Linked DNA regions of Homo sapiens: region 1 is linked to region 2. A link is an interaction called in ENCODE POLR2A ChIA-PET data of the cell type or tissue named here. Cell type or tissue: MCF 10A. All regions are shown on one strand. Links, peaks and the distances in the headings refer to the core of each region. The heading gives the core; the rest is flanking DNA.

Region 1 (9,288 bases), core at 2,467-7,466, 72 kb after region 2:
GAGCCCTGTGAAACCCTGATACATGACACCAGTCAATATCAGCTGTCCTGTGACCTCGTCTTTCTCCTGCCTGGCCTCTCCATGAACCACCAGGGATGGTCTTTGGGGGAATTTGATAGCCTGGTGATGGGGAGTTTTATGCAGATGAGACCTGAATTGGGTGTGGGCTTCCTCTTCCTGTGGGCAGGATGATAATTAGGGAATCCGTATGGAGGATGTTAGCTTGTGAAGGGCCTTAGATACCAGGGAGTCTGGGCACATTGTTGGGCTAATGGGGAAACTGAGACCCAGGCAGAAAGCCCTCAAGGCCCCAGGCCTCCTCCCCTAACACAGGGCAGCCTGTTTGTAGTTCTCATGAGAAGGATATTCCTGGCCTTAGGTCCTGCTGGAAGGTGCCCTTCTTGGAAAAGCCCCTGCCGGGAGACTGCAGGTGAGTCAGGGCAGTCGCTGCCAGCCCCGCCTCCTGGCTGATGGCCATCCTGCGAAACAGACCTCGGCTATCTCCCCGATACTGACAGTTATTGCCACAGATAAGAGCAGAGTAAACATGAAATCCTTTAATGCATTTGCTAACAGCTGTTCTCTGTTTATAGACACCAGGCCAAGCAGGAACCTTGGCTCTATAAAGCCGGGATGCTGGGCACGGGTTGCCGCCTGCCCGCACTCAGCTGGGCAATTTTAGCCAAGCCCAGGCCTCTCTGGGTCTTGGTTTCTCCATCTGTGAAACATGCGGTCCCAATGTGACGGCCTAGAAGGCTCTGGCATCCTGTGAGCTGATGTGTGAGGACAGGGAGTGTGTGCAGGTACGTGACGCACGCACACACAGACTCACTTGGGGAAGTCAACTGTCAAGCTCAGTGTTTTAAAATGTGCTTATTTATTTGGCTTGTTTGTGCGCCATCTCTTCGGCTGCCTTTATAAATATTTATCAATGTTGTTGCAGTGGCATTTCCTGGGAGGAGGTGAGAACCGGCTGAGAGGAAAGGATGTCAGAGAGGAGCTGACAGGTGGAGGGCCCCAGGCCGGGGAGGGAGGAGGAAGCCAGGGCCTGGCTCCAGGGGGATAGGGGCTATGATGTGGGGCCTGACCTAGGACTGAGAAGCTGGGATTTGAAAGTGGGACCCAAAATTCAGGACATCAGGTAAGGATGAATCAGGACTATGAAGAACCAAGTAACCTTGGACAAGGCCTTGGACTTCACCATTCACAGCTACTTATTAAATAACAATACTTAGCATTGACTTGTGCCTGCCAGACACTGTTTTCAGTATTCCCTTATTTAATCCTTATAAACAACTCTCTGATGAAGGGACTGCAATCCTCCCTGTCCTACAGATAAGGAAATCAGGGAACTGGGATTTAGTTACCTGCTCAATACACACTATTTTGAAACCCAGAGCCAGGCTGCAAACCCAGGCAGCTGGTTCCAGGGCTCTCACATAGCCACTTAGCCACTCCTTAGTCAGCACTCCATCCTGGGAAGATCATTTGCTTCCTAAACAAATGTTCCTTACAGCCTGCTCCACACCTGACCAGTTCTGACCTTGCTCCTGGGGCAGCAGAGATGACCAAGAGAAAGCCCCTGACTTTGAGAAGCTCAGGGCAAGTTGAGCATGAGAATGTTGCTGTGTAGTGAATGTTCAGGATACATTGGGAGGGCATTTAATCCTCACCCAGGTCAGCAGTGGCTAGCCAATCTTGGCTGGCCCAGGAAAAAAGTGTCCTCAGTCTAGAGTGGAAAGGAGAGGCCTGGTAGCAGAGGGATGAAGCTGGAGGATGTGGCAATCAAAGAGAAATCTGGTGTTGAGCCTGAGGAACAGAGAGGTAGAGGCTGTATCAGCTAGCTTTTGCTGTGTAACAAACCACCCCAAAGCTTCCTGGCTTAGCACAACCACCAATTGTTTAGCTCATGATTCTGTGAGTTGGAAATTTGGGCAGGGCGGGCTTCGCTCTTCTGGAAGTAGGGTGTTATAATTTTACTCATTTATGAATCCTTTTTTCTTGGCCTTTTGAAAAAAAAATTTAGTTCTAATTATATGGGTAGCTAATAGATGTGTATATTCATGGGGTATACGTGGTGCTCTGGTAGGCACACAGTGTGTAATAATCAGTTGAGGTAATTGAGGTATTCATCACCTCAAGCATTCTTCATTTCTTTGTGTTAGGAACATTTCAGTTCCAGTCTTTCAGTTATTTTAAAATATACAATATGTTATTGTTGACTGTAGTCACCCCATTGTGCTATCAAGTACTAGATCTTATTTATTCTATCTAACTCTATGTTTGCACTCATTATCCATTCTTACTTCTCTTCCCCCTCCCTGCTACCCTTCCCAGCCTCTGGTAACTGTCATTCTACTCTCTGTCTTCATGAGTTCAGTTGTTTTAATTTTTAGCTCCCACATATGAATGAGAACATACAAAATTTCTCTTTCTGTGCCTGGCTTATTTCACTTAACATAATGTCTCCCAGTTCCAATGATGTTGCAAATGACAAGATTTCATTCTTTTTATGGCTGAATAGTATTCCACTGTGTATATGTACCACATTTTCCTTATCCACTTATTTGGTGATGGACACTTAGGTTGCTTCCAAATCTTGGCTATTATGCATAGTGTTGCAGTAAACATGAGAATGCAGATCTCTCTTCAATATGCTGATTTCCTTTCTTTTGGGGCTTGGCTCTTCTTGCTGGGCTCACTAAGATGTCTGAACACAGTTGGGATGGCGGGGCCGTTCTCCACAGTCTCTCCCCTTCCACAATGATCTCCCTGGCTTCCTCACACTCTGGTCACAGGGTCCTAAGAGTGAGATTGAAACACACAAAGGCTCTTGAGGCCTTGGCTTGGAACAGGCGCCATGCTGTTTTCCAGTGCATTGTGTTAGCTAAGGGTTTGGGAAATAAAGCCCACTCTTTGGTGGGAGAAGCTGCAGAATCATATTGCAAAGGATGTGGGCAGAAAGAGGGGAGAGATTTGGAGCCATTTTTGCATCTCCCTTGCAGATCATGTACAGTTATGCAAGTCAGAGGGGAGGTGGGAGGGGGCTGTGGCCGGATTCCGTTTAGGATACAATTGTATTGCAGGTGTTGATAGGACCTGTGAGAAGAAGTGGCAAATGCAGCTTTGGGGATCTGAGGTCTAGATTGGTCCTTTCAGTGCCTCTTCTTCATGAGTGGCATCCAGAGTGTCTAAGTGCCTGCTCACCATCTCTGCCGATGCTCCCTGGTGCTGACTGGCCCTGGGCAGCCCCTACCCGCCTGTCAGTGACCACGTAGGCTATGTTCTGTCTGCTGGGCTAGACGTCCACTCCGCTCCAGTGTCGGGGTGTGAGGTCCTTGCAGGACCCAGGCCTGCCCTGTATCCACATCCTGGTCCTGCTCCTCACCAGCTGTACATCCCTTGCAATTCTCACCCCCTTTCTGAGGCTCAACTTCCTTATCTTCAAAGGAGAGGACAGAGGCTGCCCCTGATCCTATGAGGACACTATGGTGCATGCACAGCCCCTGGCATGAGGCTGGCTGCATAGGGATCCTGGTACCGTCATGTGTTCCCCAGTGCCCTCCAGAGTCTGTGTGTCTCTCACTGTAAGCCGGATTCAGCACTTCCATTAGCTGGCCCAGGGTGGGCCACAGATCCCTGACTATTGGCTTCTCCCTGAACCCCATCACTGCTTATGCAGCCCCACTAGGGGTGTAGGCTAGCATCTCCACCTTCATGGCCATGGCTGAAGCTTGACCCCACCCCCTAGGTGCTCAGGCCTAAGGCATGGTGCCATCCTTGACGCCCATCTCTCTTGCTCACACCTCGTCAGCCTCACCTTCGCAGTATGTCTAGACTCTGACCACTTCCCCCACCCCTACTGCTGTGCCTATTCCCAGCCACTGCCATCTCCCACCCCCTCACTGGGCTCTGGGCAGCCCATTCCCTGACATCCCTGCTCCCCACGGGAGGGTTTGCTGGTCACACCTAAGCCAGAGCAGGCCCCACCTCTGCTGCAGGCTCCACCATGGCCCACATGTGCCCACCAAGTGCCTGAGACCTCTCTGCCTTCCTCTCCCTGTCCTCCTCCTGGCTCCTGCTAAGCACCCGTGGTGCTCTCTCTTTTACCGCCTTTCAATCTCTCCTTTTTTTTTTTTTTTTTTCAGACGGAGTTTCGCTCTTGTTGCCCAGGCTGGAGTGCAATGGCACGATCTCAGCTCACCACAACCTCTGCCTCCCAGGTTCAAGCGATTCTCCTGCCTCAGCCTCCCAAGTAGCTGGGATTACAGGCGCCCACCACCATACCTGGCTAATTTGTGTATTTTTAGTAGAGATGGGGTTTCTCCATGTTGGTCAGGCTGGTCTTGAACTCCTGATCTCAGGTGATCTGCCCACCTTGGCCTCCCAAAGTGCTGGGATTACAGGCATGAGCCACCACACCTGGCCTCCAATCTCTCCTCTAAGGCCACCTTCTCCATCAAGCCTTTCTAGGTCACCCTCTTAAAAGTTGCAACTCCACCCAAGCACATGCGACCCTTTCCCTGCTTCAGTTTTCTCCACAGCCCTGTTGCCTCCTGATATAGTCTAGAACTGAGCGATTTTGTCTATTAGCTTCCCTCAGGATATGAGATCCATGAGAAGAAGAATTTATATCTATATATTTGTTCATCATTATGTCCCCTGCACCCATAACATAGGGCCTGGCACACAGCAGGTGCTCAAGAAGCATCTGCTAAATGAGTGAACGAGTGGATGGATGAGTGGATGAATGGATGGATGGGTGGATGGATGGATGGATGGGTTGGTGAGTAGATAGTTGGGTGTGTTGGTGGATGGGGGGGTAGATGGATGGATGGATGGATGGGTTGGTGAGTAGATAGGTGGGTGTGTTGGTGGATGGAGGGGTAGATAGATGGATGGGTGGGTGGATGGATGGATGGATGGCTTCCAGTTGTCAATGGCCCACTGCCCAATTTGCTTCCTGTGTAACCTTGGCCCAGTTGGCCAACCTTTCTGTGTTTCCCCTGTAATGTAGGAGCAGTGGAGATGCCTCAGCATCACTACCCAGCAGCCAGACACAAGTTTTGTTTGGCTCAGACTGCTTTAAACAATTTCCATGAGTTGCCAACATTTTGAAACAGGGAGCTTTCACATAACAATCCATCTTCCAGCTACTTGTGAAAGAAAGATGGCTCACTGGCTCTGGGCTGCAGCCAGGGGTCTGTCCCTGCCAGTGCGACCTGTGCCCAATCCACCTCTCTCCAGCCACACACAGCCTGGGCAGGCAACTGAGTTTGAGACCCTGCTCTAAGGTCTGTGCATCAAGGAGGCCACTTCTGGAAAGGGAAAGATCACACATTTATTGGGCACTTCCTGTGTTAATGAAGCCCACACTTTGTGTTTCTAAAAGCCTTTAGTAGGTCCATGAGCTGGTCCCATGTGGTCAGGCATGGAAGCTGGTAACACGGGGGTCACAGGAACAGTGAGGGACATGGCCTGCAGTGGTGGAATTGCCATGGTTTAAGACATCTTGTTCCCTCTGAGGAGTCTCTCAGCATAGTCACTTGTGATGATGAAGGACATGGAGATGGCACCAGTCCATTTTGTGGATGGGGACATTGAGGCTCTGCAAGGTACACAGCCTCTAAGATCCCACCACTTGTGGGGGCAGAGCTGGGATCAGGGTCCAGGTGTGTCTGCCTTTCCAGCCACTCCCTCACCCCTCACCTGCCTCTGCTCAGGCTGCCACAGACCCCTGGGCTCCCAAGCTCCACTACCCGAGAGTCTTCTGTTCTGTCTTCTTCCTCAAGGTCTTACTACTTGTCTTCCCTGTCGCTGACCTCTTCTTGGTGGGTGTGGGGGAAGAGGAAGAAGAGGAGGAGACGGGGGAGATGGAGGGGGCAGAAGGAATGAGAAGGAATGGACTCAGAATGGCTGGCGGCCAACACCTCAGTGGGCCATCCTCAGCCATGCCCTGCAGCCAACCCATCAGCCCGGCCCCAGACACTTACACTGTGGAGGGGGCAAGGAAAACCAGGACCCTCCCCTTCTGGATGAGAACACCCTGCCGTTGAGCAGATGAGCTGGAACACAGAAAGGCAGTGGCTGCCCAGCCTCTTGAGTGGAGGGGACCCCATATCTGCCTCGCTCCTCCCTGAGCACCCTGTGTGCCCTCACATCTCCCTTCTCCATCTCAGCCAGGGCCCCCATGCCACCACCCATGGCATTTCAGATACCTCCAAATCCCACAGGGGACTCAGTGTGGGTTCAGCCTGTCCACTCCACTCTTCACCATCACCCCCTTCAAAATCCACCACTGTCTCTCCCCCAGCTATTGGTAGTCATCCGTTAATGCCCCTTCCCACCTCCCTCCTTACCACTCCAATCCATTCAACATGCAACAGAGCTGGGAAAAGGGAAATAAAGGGGGAGGGAGGAGGGAGAGAAGAAGGAGAGAAGATGGGGCAGAAGGGGAGGAAGAGGATTCACTTTTATTACTCATCTTTTTTATTGAGGTACTATACAAATATGGAAAAGTATACAATCTTAAGTGTACAGCTCAGGGAATTTTTATGTGTGTAGACTCCCATATATGCCTAGGTTCAGAAGGACAATGCAACTTGCAATTATATTTTCTGTGTCTGTTGTTTTTATGCATTGTCTGTCTCCCTGTTAATGGTGGAGCTAGCCCTGTGTCCCCACCATGTCCCCATCACCTTGTGGGCCCTGCCCCTGGCTTTCCCCAAGGCAGGCTCATAGGAAATAATGTCTGGGCAATGGTAGGAGGAGATACTTGGGGACAGGGCTGTGGCCTCTTGACCTCAGCTGAGCTGTCCAGGGCAGGGTGCAGACGGGGACTGTGCTCACAGATGAGGCAGCTATAGGATCACTTATCCCTTCCTTACCCTCAACTAAAAACCTTGTTTTTCTTTTTCTGGACTTCAGGAATGGATGGGATCACTTAACATTGAAAAGGTGTCAGCTATCCACATACCTCTAAATCCAAAGTCATCTAGGTGCATATTGTCATGATTCAATGCTAGGGGACAGCTTCTTAGACACATTAAAAAACACAAATTGTAAGTTGAAAATATGGATGAATATATAGACATCACCATTAATGGCTGATTCCGTGTCATCAAAGGATCCAGAAGAAAGTTAACTGTCAGATGGCTGATGGAGAGGTCACTGGGTACAACTAATGAGAGGCCCATGTCTGTATTACCATGTATGTCTAGAGAGACCTGTGTCTATACCATCATGTATTTCTAGAGAGACCCTTGTCTATATGACCGTGTATGTCTAGAGAGACCTGTGTCTATATGACCATGTATTTCTAGATAGACCTGTGTCTATACTACTGTGTATATCTAGAGAGACATGTGTCTATACTACTCTGTCTGTCTAGAGAGACCCGTGTCTATGCTACCCTGCCTATACTACTGCTTGTGTCTAGAGATACCCATGTCTGTATGATCATGTATTTCTAGACAAACCTGTGTCTATATGGCCGTGTATGTCTGGAGAGACCTGTTCTATACTACTGTCTGTGTCTAGAGAGACCCATGTCTACACAATTGTGTGTGTCTAGAGAGACCCATGTCTATACTACCCTGTCAGTCTACAGAGACCTGTGTCTATACGACTATGTGTGTCTAAAGAGACCAGCATCTATAATACCACGTGTCTAGTGAGACCCATGTCTATACTACTGTGTGTGTCTAGAGAGATTTGTTGTTTTTGTTTTTGTTTTTGTTTTTGTTTTTGTTTGAGACGGAGTCTCACCTTGTCTACTTGGCTGCTGAGGGAGGAAGATTGCTTGAGCCTGGGAGCTCGAGGCTGCAGAGAGCTATGATCACAACAGAGCAAGACCCTATCTACAAAGAAAAAAGAAACTAAAAGGAAGCTCTCTGGGCGGATGATGCTCATTAGCTGTAAACTGAGGAGTGTGGTCGTTGTGGCCTCCACACCCAAGGTCTGTTTCCACACATGGAGCACATGCAGAGCAGTCTCAAAATTGCAGGATTTAAAAAAATTAACCTAGTAAACTCATTCCAAAATGTATACACAGGAGAAAGTTTGTTTTAAAAAGTGAAGTCTGTTTTGAAGAAGCCAAGCAAAAGTCAACTTGCCCTAACAGAGGCAAACTACCCTGCAAAGCCACAGTGATTAAAAGATAGGCTGGCCCAGAAACCGCATATGGGTCTAAACACCCTCCCAGGCTGGGCACAGGGCAGCTGCCCTCTTCATGCAGGCAGTGAGTGCCAAGCACAGACTCCGTCCCGGCCCTGAACCCCGTGCTGATCACAAGGGTGAGCCCAACAGACACAAGCCTGCTCGTGTACTCATGTTCCCAGTACAGGGGGGACAGAGGGGCAGAACAAAAGAATCTCACAGTCAGTTTGGAACCTTGATCATGAGCTGTGATAAGAAAGAGGGAGGTAGTCAAGGAAGGCTTCCTGGGAGAGGCAGCATTTGCTGAAGGATGAGTGTACAGCAGTGAGGGTGGACAGCAAGAGTGTTCCAGGATGGAGAGGGGTGTACAGGGTCTTGCCCAGGGGCAGGAGGGTGGAATGAATTTGGAGAGGTGAGGCAGGACCCACCGTCTTGGGAGGAGCCTGGAGATCCTAAGGGCTGGCTCTCTACATGCCCATTTAACCCCATGAACATTCTGTGGGGCAGCCTTTCCTTCCCACAGTGGCCTCCCAAATCATAATAAACTCATAGGGTTTTAGAGCCAAAGGCTCATACTCCAGATAGGGCAACAGAGGCCCAGAGAGATGAGATGGCTTGTGGAGGAGGCAGGGAAGAGGGTCTTAACAGACTGAGCACCAGCTCCTAGGCCTCCTAGCCTCCGGATGATCCAGGGCCATGGCCTCCTTGGCCCTGGTGCCCCAGCAAGTGGGAACCCAGCCTGATCCCCTCTCAGGAGCCCAGAGCCTTGACTTTAGGCAAAGCTACTCCGGGGTTTAAATACTATCATTGATTATTGTAAGTGAGCTTATGAGCCTTATCGGCTTAGAATTGTATCTGCAGGAGAGCTGTTCATCTTAAATAAATATGTTTTTAATAATCTCTGAGTATTTATGGAGCATAAAGCTGTCAGAGAAAATGGAGATGACGATTCCTGAAGTCACTTACTGTCCGGATCTCAGAGCCGATTCATTATGAAAACCGGCTCCCAGCAGGATAGCAGCTTCGGCTGCCGGCAGCAGATGGAAGACCCGGGTGATTATCATCTCGGAGGATTTTTTAATAAGCTGGTGTTGGTTATTTAACCTACAATAGCCACTTAATAAACATAGT
Region 2 (9,288 bases), core at 2,191-7,190:
CTGCTCAGAACCCTGTAGCCCTGACACTGCCACCCCCAAGCATGGAGGTGGCAGAAGTCCCCACCCACAGCCACCCCCAGGCTGTCCTGGTTACGGAGGGCAGAGGCTCTTAGACCTAAGCCTGCACAGAGCCTCAGGTCTGGGCTTGCTCCAGGGTGGGGCCCCAGCGCACAGGGCTGGGTAGCTCCAACAAGTCCCCAGGTGACAAGCACGCCACTGGCTAGGACCATACTTTGAGTGTGTTGGGAGTTGCTACTCAGGAAAGGAAACCTTAAAACCAGCTTCTAGGAGAGCCTGCTCCCACACTGTTTTGGCCACGAGTCCCTGGCCCTGCCACACCGTGGGACTCTCATCCTCACCATGAGAATTCCCTCAGCTGAGCCAAAGACTCTCATCTGCCCACTCCTGCCCCAGCACCCAGACAGAGTGAGCCAGTCAGGGGTGCAGGTAACTGCCCCCACAGCCCTTCTTATCCACAAGGAAGCCAGACACTGCCTTCCAGAAGGGACCCTGGTTTGTCCTTTGCTGATTCAAAAGACTTAGAAAATTGTTCCTCAAAGGAAAGACCCGTCCTGGTTCTGCTCCTATAAAGGCACAGACTGCTTGTAGCCAGGCTGGGAGGATTGGGAATGCCGGGGTTCCATCACTGCACAGCAAATCCTCCACCTCCACGTAGTGGCACCAACTTGAGCCATTTTGTTGCACTCACAGATGCTGTGGCTACAGTTCGGAGAGGGCATGGCAGGCGATGGCTGGCTTGTACTCCAGGCCCGGCTGGGAAGACTCCAAGGCTGGGGGAGATGGGATGGGAAGTGAGTGGGGGCTCCTTTGCTCACACATCTGGTGCCAGGCCTGGGAGAACTTGAAGGCTAAGACAGGTGACTCGTGAGTGGCCTTGAGGTGGTGGAGCCTCAGCTGCAGTGCTCCAGGGAACGAGAACAGGCGGTGTGGCTGTCCTGACCTCACCATGGCATCACACAGCGCCACTTCCAGCACTTTCTGCTGGCTGCAAGCAAGGCTCCATCCTGCCCACATCCAAAGGGCACGACGGGAGGATGGGAAGGCCACGCTGCAGAAGGGTGTCATATGGAAAGTGTCATTACGGTTGTCTCTGGAAAATTCCATCTGTACAGGACCCTGCTGAGATGCTCAGAGAGCTTGGAGAACAATTGAAGGAGCCGCAGTCATCCTGAGAAGGGACATTTAAGTTGGAGCTTGGAGGATGAAGGGATCATCTTGGCAAGGGGTGAGGGCAGTGGGCAGAGGAAGTGAGGATGGGGTAGAGTGTGGGGTGAGGACCAGGTGGCCCTGTGACAGTGGAGGCATCAGCAGGGGGTGGACCATGCAACCTGGCAGGCCAGGGTAAGGAGGGTGAGGGAAAGCCTCATGAGGCTCTGGAGTAGAGACATGCCATGAGCTGAAGCAGGAAATATGTTGTAAAAGAGTGGCGTCAGGAGATCTGCTTTGATGCCCTTGCAATTGGCCAGACAAGAGAAGATGGTGGCAGGGACAGGGTGGGGCAGGTGGCAGCTGTGCAGAGGGAAAGGAATGAGTGATTCAAGAGAGAGGGGCCGAGCCAACAGAGCTCAGGCTGAAATGGGCCTGGGGTGCAGGAGGGGCGTGGTCACATGATGCCCAGGTATAACTGGGGTGCGGGGGTGCCACTTAGAGCCCAGGCATTGGTGCCACTTGTGGGCAGAGTGCCTGGGGCAGCAGCGTGTGCCCTTGCCACTCCAGCAGATGTGGGTGTCGTCCAGAGGGGTCTGCTCCTTAGACAGCCAGCGCCCCGGAGTCCCTGAGCAGCCCCACGGAGGCTGAGTCGGCGCTTGTCCTCCAAGGGGGTTTCAAACATGGTGGCTGGTGTGAGACAGGCCCAGTTTCAGCCCTGGCTCCACTCTTCATTGGCTGGGAGACCTCAGGCAAGTCACCTTGGCTCTTTAGGCCTTGGTTTTCTCATCTGTAAAAGGCAGTGAGGGTATGTGCCTTGCAGGGGTGTTGGCAGGATTAGTTAGTGCTGTTACTTGGCCGGAGCTGGGTAATGTTTGCTGAATTAGCACATGCAGGGTTCGTTGCCGCCCCACATGGGCTTAGCAAGTCTGGGGCAGGAGGCGAGAGGAGGGAGGGCCCAGCAAGGCAGCCAGTGCAGACCCCCGGGGAGTGGCAGAAGTGTCTTCAAGGTAGGAGCTGGGATAGACTCCCCCCATCTGCCAAGAGCAGCTTCCCAGGGACAGTGGGAGCTGCCATTGCAAGCTCTCAGTGGGCACAACTGCATGACCAAGTGCTTCAGGGAGGAGAAGAGCAAGCAAACGCAGCCGGAGCCCTGTGCATAGTGCTGGCCCCAGCCTGAAAGTCGCCAGAGCTGCTCAACTTCATGCACGCATGGCAGGGTGGAAGTGCCAAGGACAGACCCCACACGTGACCCTCAGAAGTCTCTGGTGTCCACGGGACTGAACCTCAGCCACCTGCAAGTGGCCACCCGCCTGTGTCGAGCCCTTCCCAGCAGGTTCCCTTCCCCCTCTCATTTCTTCACAGCCCTCCAGGGGGTCTTGGGCTCAGCCCCCATGCACACTACTGGCACTGGAATCCTTGCATAGCCTTGAAGGAACCCATATGGAGACTGTGGGGCTGGGCAAGGCTGGGAGGTGTGGGCCTGCCCTGAAGCTGGGTGAGGGTCCCACTTGTGCAGAGTAGCCAGGCCCAGGCATGGAGGACCTCCCTTGTGTCGGATCACACACCTGTTCACTCCCAGGAGAAATGGGAGAACTGAGAACAGGATTGGGAAGCACAGGGACTTTCCCAAGCCAAATGGAGGGTGGAGACAGGGCTGGAGCAGAGAGACAAAGAAGAGAGACAGACATGGATGGGGCAGAGTGACCCTCTGCTCCCCAGCACGTACTGGGTGTGGAACATCTGGCAGGTAGGTGTGGTGCCCCTTCCCAGGTGGAGACGCAGGCCTGGCAGGCAGGGAGGGTGGGGACCAGACTCCTCCAGCCTCTGAGGACACAGGTAACTGGGAGCTGACCCTCTGTCCATCTGCTGCCAACATCGTGTGCCAGTGCAGGGCAAGGACTGGGGAGAAGCCTCACTCTTGACCACTGCAGAGTGGAGACCAGTGGTCAGAGGGCCATAGCCGGCTGCTGTGAGAACGAGAGGTGACTGCTCCCCTCCTAGGCCTTCCTCTCCTGCCTGGTATGGCCAGTGGGGGTGGGTGGAGGGCTGGGGCTTGCTGGTCTACCTTCACTGATGTGGTCCCAGCCCCTAGGCCCAGCCCTAGCATAGAAAGCATCTAGGGAGCTTCCCTCTCCACTCCCCACCCAACTCCTCCTCCTGAAAGATGCATGGAGTGTGAAAATTTCATCAAAGCAGCTTGCTTCCTGGGCTCACAGGCGGGGCTGGCGCTGGGAGCCCTGGGGCCTCAGGCCGCCCTGCTGCTCAGTCAGCCCTGGACGCCCCTCTGGGCTGCTGTAGAACTGGGACGAGCAGCGGGTTGATGGCTAGAGTCCCTTTGGCGTGTGTGCTAGGAGGGGCTGGGGAGGGACAGAGGAGGCGTCAGGCCAGCTTTGTGGGGTGGGGCGGTGCTGACACCCGCAGGAGGGGCTGCAGCTGGGCAGGCATCAGAGTGGGGTTCGGAGTGTTCCCAACGTCCCAGTGACCATGACTGCTTGCTTGACCAGCATGCATTCACTCATTGACTCTGCAGCTTTTCATTATTGTTATTTTTGTAAAACAGATGCTGCATTTGCAAGGTTTTAAAATGAGATGGGCATTTCGGGCTATTCCTGTTCTTTTGCTGCCAGAAACAATGTGGTGTGGGTAATCTTGCTCAGAGTCTCTTGAAATGTGGGTAGGTACACCTGCAGGGCAAAATTCCGCAGGTGGGATTGCTGGGTCAGTGGATAATGTTGATGGGAATTGCCACACTGCCTTTCATAGAGGCCATGCCACGAACCCTTCCAGCAGCAAGGCAAGCAGTGCTCACTTTCCTGAGGTCTGGCCCACAGAGCAGACTGAAAACACTTGGAGTCTGGCCAATCTGATAGAGAAAACATATTTTGAAATATATAAAAAAGCTGGATTTTCTTTTGTCCTCTCTGAGTGGCTTTCTTAGCAAACAGCTACAGGGTAAATTGTCCTGCGGCCAGAGTATAATGAGCTTATTTTAACTGTGTGTGGTGCCTGTAGGAGCATATCCGTGTGCATGTGTGTGTGGTCATGTGCAAGTGTTCGTGTGTGTGCATGCATGTGCTAGTGTGTTTGTTTTACTTGGAGCATCCAATCCAGCCCTGGTCACTGGGCAGGAGGAAACTCAATCTGAACACAGCCAGGTACCCTCTGGGAAGACAAGGCTCATTCCCATGGCTCTGCTCCCAAAGAGCTGAAGTTAGTGAGACCTGGCTGGTGAGTTAATGACAGGGCCAGCTCCAGAGCAGGGCAGTGAGGGGCAATGACTGCAAGTTAGGGGAGCTTGGGGGTGAGGCAGGCTCAAGCAAAGGCTTGGCTGTGGCAGACAGCGTACTTCCAACGGGTGCTCCTAAACACTTGGAGACCTTGGAGGGTAAAGGCAGAACCTACCACAACTCTGCAGAGAGCTGGGCTAGTGGGGGAGGTGTCCCAGGAAGCTGAGCTGTGTACCAGCCACCTCTAAACACAGGGGCCTGAAACAATATCATATACTATTTTCAGACTTTAAGTATTGGCAAGCTGAGCTGGGAAGTCTAGGCTGAGCTTAGCTGGTCTGGGCTGAGCTCTGTGGTCTGGGCTGTGCTTGACTGGACTGGGCTGCGCTACATGGTCTGGGCTGTGCTTGGCTGGTCTGCGCTGTGCTCTGTTGTGCTGGGCTGAGGTCTGTGGTCTGGGCTGAGCTCTGTGAGCTGGGCTATGCTTGGTTGGTCTGGGCTGAGCTCCACGGTCTGGGCTATCCTTGGCTGGGCTGAGCTCTATGGTCTGAACTGAGCTCTGTGGTCTGGGCTGTGCTTGGCTGGTCTGGGTTGAGCTCTGTGGTCTGGGCTGTGCTCTGTTGGGTTGGGCTGAGCTCTGTAGTCTAGGCTATGCTTGGCTGGGCTGGGCTGAGCTCTGTGGTTTGGGCTGAGCTCCATAGTCTGGGCTATGCTTGGCTGGGCTGGGCTGAGCTCTATGGTCTTAACTGAGCTCTAATGCCTGGGCTGAACTCCGTGGTCTGGGCTTGTTCAAGAACCAGTGTCCTGTTGCTGACTTTTCCGGCTGGCTGCTGTAGACTTGTGTCCGGAATTGGTGGGTTCTTGGTCTCACTGACTTTAAGAATGAAGGCACAGACTCTCGCAGTGAATGTTACAGTTCTTAAGAGCGGCCTGCCCAGAATTTGTTTCTTCTGATGTTTGGATGTGCTCAGAGTTTCTTCCTTCCAAGGGGTTCGTGGTCTTGCTGACTCAGGAGTGAAACTGCAGATCTTCGTGGTGAGTGTTACAGCTCATAAAGACAGTGTAGATACAAAGAGTGAGCAGTAACAAGATTCATTACAAACAGCAAAAGAACAAAGCTTCCACAGTCTGGAAGGGCATGCAGTGGCTTGCCATTACTGGCTGGGGCAGCCTGCTTTTATTCTTATCTGGCCCCACCCACATCCTGCTGATTGGTCCATTTTACAGAGAGCCGATTGGTCTGTTTTACAGAGAGCTGATTGGTCCGTTTTGACAGGGTGCTGATTGGTGCGTTTACAATCCCTGAGCTAGACACAAAAGTTCTCCATGGTCCCCACTAGATTAGCTAGATAAGGAGTGTCAATTGGTGTATTTACAAACCCTGAGCTAGACCCAGAGTGCTGATTGGTGCATTTACAAACCTTGAGCTAGATACAGAGTGTCGATTGGTGCATTCACAATCCCTTAGCTAGACATAAAGGTTCTCCAAGTCCCCACCAGATTAACTAGATACAGAGTGCCAATGGGTGCATTCACAAACACTGAGCTAGATACAGAGTGCTGATTGGTGTGTTTACAAACCTTGAGCTAGATACAGAGTGCTGATTGGTGTATTTACAATCCCTTAGCTAGACATAAAGATTCTCCAAGTCCCCACCAGATCAGGAGCCCAGCTGGCTTCACCCAGTGGATCCCACACCGGGGCCGCAGGTGGAGCTGTCTGCCAGTACCATGCCATTTGCCGGCACTCCTCAGCCCTTGGGTGGTCGATGGGACTGGGCACCGTGGAGCAGGGAGCAGCACTCCGCCGGGAGGCTCAGGCCACGCAGGAGCCCACGGCGGGGCAGGGAGGCTCAGGCATGGGTGGCTGCAGGTCCTGAGCCCTTCCCCGCGGGGAGGCAGCTAAGGCCCGGCGAGAAATTGAGCACAGCAGCTGCTGGCCCAGGTGCTAAGCCCCTCACTGCCCGGGGCTTGTGGGCCAGCCAGCTACTCCCAGTGCGGGGCTTGCCGAGCCCACGCCCACCCAGAACTCAGGCTGGCCCGCAAGTGTGGCGCGAAGCCCCAGTTCCCGCCCGTGCCTCTCCCTCCACACCTCCCCCCAAGCTGAGGGAGCCGGCTCCGGCCTTGGCCAGCCCAGAAAGGGGCTCCCACAGTGCAGCGGTGGGCTGAAGGGCTCCTCAAGCGTGGCCAGAGTGGGCGCCAAGGCCGAGGAGGCGCCAAGAGCGAGCGAGGGCTTCGAGGGCTGCCAGCACACTGTCACCTCTCAGAATGACCTCCACAGGGACCACCTGGCTCCATAGGGCCTCCCATTCTCCAGCAGCCTCCAGGCCAAGTTTGTGGTCAAGCAGAGGCAGGGCTCTGAGGGAGCGTGAAGTGTAGGCTGAGCAGTGGCATATCACTCCCACCCATGCTAGTGGTCAAAGCAAAATCTGGCCAGCCAGAATCACATGGTGGGGCAAGGGACTCCAGAGGAAGGATGGAGCCTTGTGGCCAATTTTGCAATCCATCTTCTTCAGGAGGACAGAGTCCATGGGGGCCATGTCCCTGGGGCCATCTGTGCAAAGCTGGCCACCAACAACATTCAACTCACAGCACCTAAGCTGGGGGCTGGGACCCAGGAATGGGCAGCAGGTGGCTCTGCCCCCGGAGCATGCGAGCCAGTCACACCAGTGGTGGGAGCACCACGAGCCGTACCAGGAAATGTGGGAGAAGTACTCCTGGAGAAGTAGTCTGGGCCAGGGTTGAAGGGTACTTAGGTGTGCACCTGGGCAGTAGGGGTGAGGCGGGGCACTTTCTTTCTCCCGGTCCTCCCTCCTGGCCTAAAGGCAGAAGGCAGAGGAGACCCAGCCCTGGAGCTGAGAAGGGAGGGGATCCCAGCGTTTGAGCTGCAGGCCCACAGCCCCGCACGGGCTGTTCCTGCGTGGGCAGCCCAAGGATTAAACAGATTTTGTTGGGATTACTGCTGCCAATCAAGTTCAAGTGCATTTTTAAGAGCTTAATTTGTGGCCCTAGGTTTCGAATAAAATCGTCAAGTCCAGTCGATTAAACTCATTAAGGCGGGTGGACTGGCTGGTGTTCACACTGCCATCAGATTTGGAGAATTAATTAGGGGCCTGTTATCCTTTGTCGGGATTAGCAGAGCCAGCCCAGAGGCCCAGGGTTTCTGCTAAAAGACAGGCCCATAATCTCTTTAGTGGGGCCTTGGGAGACAGAGATCTGGGCAGCTTTGAGCAGGAAGTGCCACATGGGTGTCTTTGATTCTGCCGTGTGCAGACTGGCCGTGGGTCGGGGGTGTGGGCAGGCTTTAGGGCTTGGGCCATCCTGAGGGTGGCTGGCCCAGACAGCACTTCAGGCCACATAACCCTGCATACTATCCATGACCTATTCCCCCATCTCACAACAACTTAGGAGGAGGGCGCCAAGAGGACTTCTGCTGGTTCCTTTGCCTTCAAAACCACCCCCGACCCCAACTGCTGGAGTCTCAAGGCTCTATCTCCTTGTGAACCAGGTGGTGTGAGCAAGCTGGCCACCAAGAGCATTCTAATCCCTTGGGGGACATTGATTGGTCTCTGAGTGGGTGGGTATGTGACCCAAGAAGAGCCAGTCAAGGCCATGTCAGGGGGTGGTTGGGGTTTCTGGTATAGCTAAGGGCAAAAATATTAAGCCTGGAGCTGCCAGGCCCTGCAGGCCCTGCCTCAGGATGGAGAGAGAAGACAGATGAGTTTCTAATGACACTGGGTGAGCCGCTGGATCTAGCCACACCTAAAGTTTACCCCTGGACTTTTCAGTGACCTGAGCCAGTCCATTCCTCCTTGGAACAGGGTCTCTGTCACTTGCAACCAAGGGACAAATCAGCCCAGGTCTCAGGTCTCTTGCCTTCCAGAGCATTAGGGCTGAGAAGAAATTTAGAGGGTCTTTTTTCTTTTCCCGCCCATTTACAGAATGGGGAAACTAAGGCCCAGAGAGGAGAAGGACTTGCCCAAGGCTGCTGCAGATATTAATGGCTTCTGGTCTTCTAATGCCTCCTGGGAAAGAATCCTCCCCGCACCTCCCTGGTGGGTCTGGCCAGGCCAGTGCTGGGTGGGGTTTACCAGGTGTCCATACCAAAGGCAGACCGTGGTCAGAGCAAGTGGATAAGCTGGAGACATTTCCAGGAACTGGGGGAAGCAGAGTGCCCCACACACACGGGTCCCAGGTGATGGCTCTTACCCAGCTCAGGACCCTGGCTGGTGTCTCTGGGCCCGGCACTGGGCACTGAGTCTTTGCTGGGGTCTTTCTGTCCTGAGAGACCCCAGCAGGGGGGGTAGGGGAGGGACTCAGAGCCAGATTACCAGGGTTCAAATCCTTCCTGGCCAGTCGCTCGCCCTGTGACCCTGGATTGATCATTTGGCTTCCTCGAGTGCACGCTTTCTTCGTCTGTCTGAGGGGGTGGTGGTGACAATGGGGCTGCGGGAGGCCTGGGAGGCAATGCAGGTCTAGCAGGGAGCTTCGTGAGTGTCGTGGTCCACATTGCACCCTGCCCCTCAGTGCTGCCTACTGGCCTCTCTGCCTCCACTCTTGCCCCTCCCCCATCAGTTCTCAGCACAGCAGCCAAGGGCATCTTTTAAACGTTAAAAGTCAAATCCTGCCACTTGCATGCTTAAAGGCTGCTGAAGAAGCTTAGAATGCAGCTTAAATGCCTCACTGTGTCACATGTCCTGGCAAATACGGACAGGTGACAAACCCTGAGTAGCTGTGCGGTGGAATATGCCAGCCATGTTGTTCTGCTCAGGCATTCTGTGTGCAAGGACTCTGGATGGGACCTGAGCATGTGGCTTGCTTCTGCTGTACCAGGTCTGGCTCAGTGGAGCCTGTAGACTGGAGCGCCTGCCCACATGTCCCCAAGGGACTC

What was found. Peaks named below come from ENCODE experiments on the same cell type or tissue, not always from the same donor. Only the 100,000 strongest peaks of a DNase experiment are listed, where the experiment ranks them.
Region 1: POLR2A ChIA-PET joins it to region 2 with 5 read pairs; 3 of 35 experiments call an interaction of 5 or more read pairs at or near these places.

Annotation. Positions count from the first base shown.
Region 1 is chr3:127,141,545-127,150,832 of GRCh38, forward strand. No RefSeq gene overlaps it. Among named protein-coding and RNA genes, the nearest start is that of PRR23E, 47 kb to the right of the region's middle. In MCF 10A, for the core only: no CTCF peak of the experiment used is centred there; no DNase peak of the experiment used is centred there.
Region 2 is chr3:127,070,143-127,079,430 of GRCh38, forward strand. No RefSeq gene overlaps it. Among named protein-coding and RNA genes, the nearest start is that of PLXNA1, 92 kb to the left of the region's middle. RefSeq lists enhancers at 389-889, 890-1,390 and a silencer at 5,580-5,649. In MCF 10A, for the core only: no CTCF peak of the experiment used is centred there; DNase peaks (open chromatin) are centred at 3,969 and 5,049.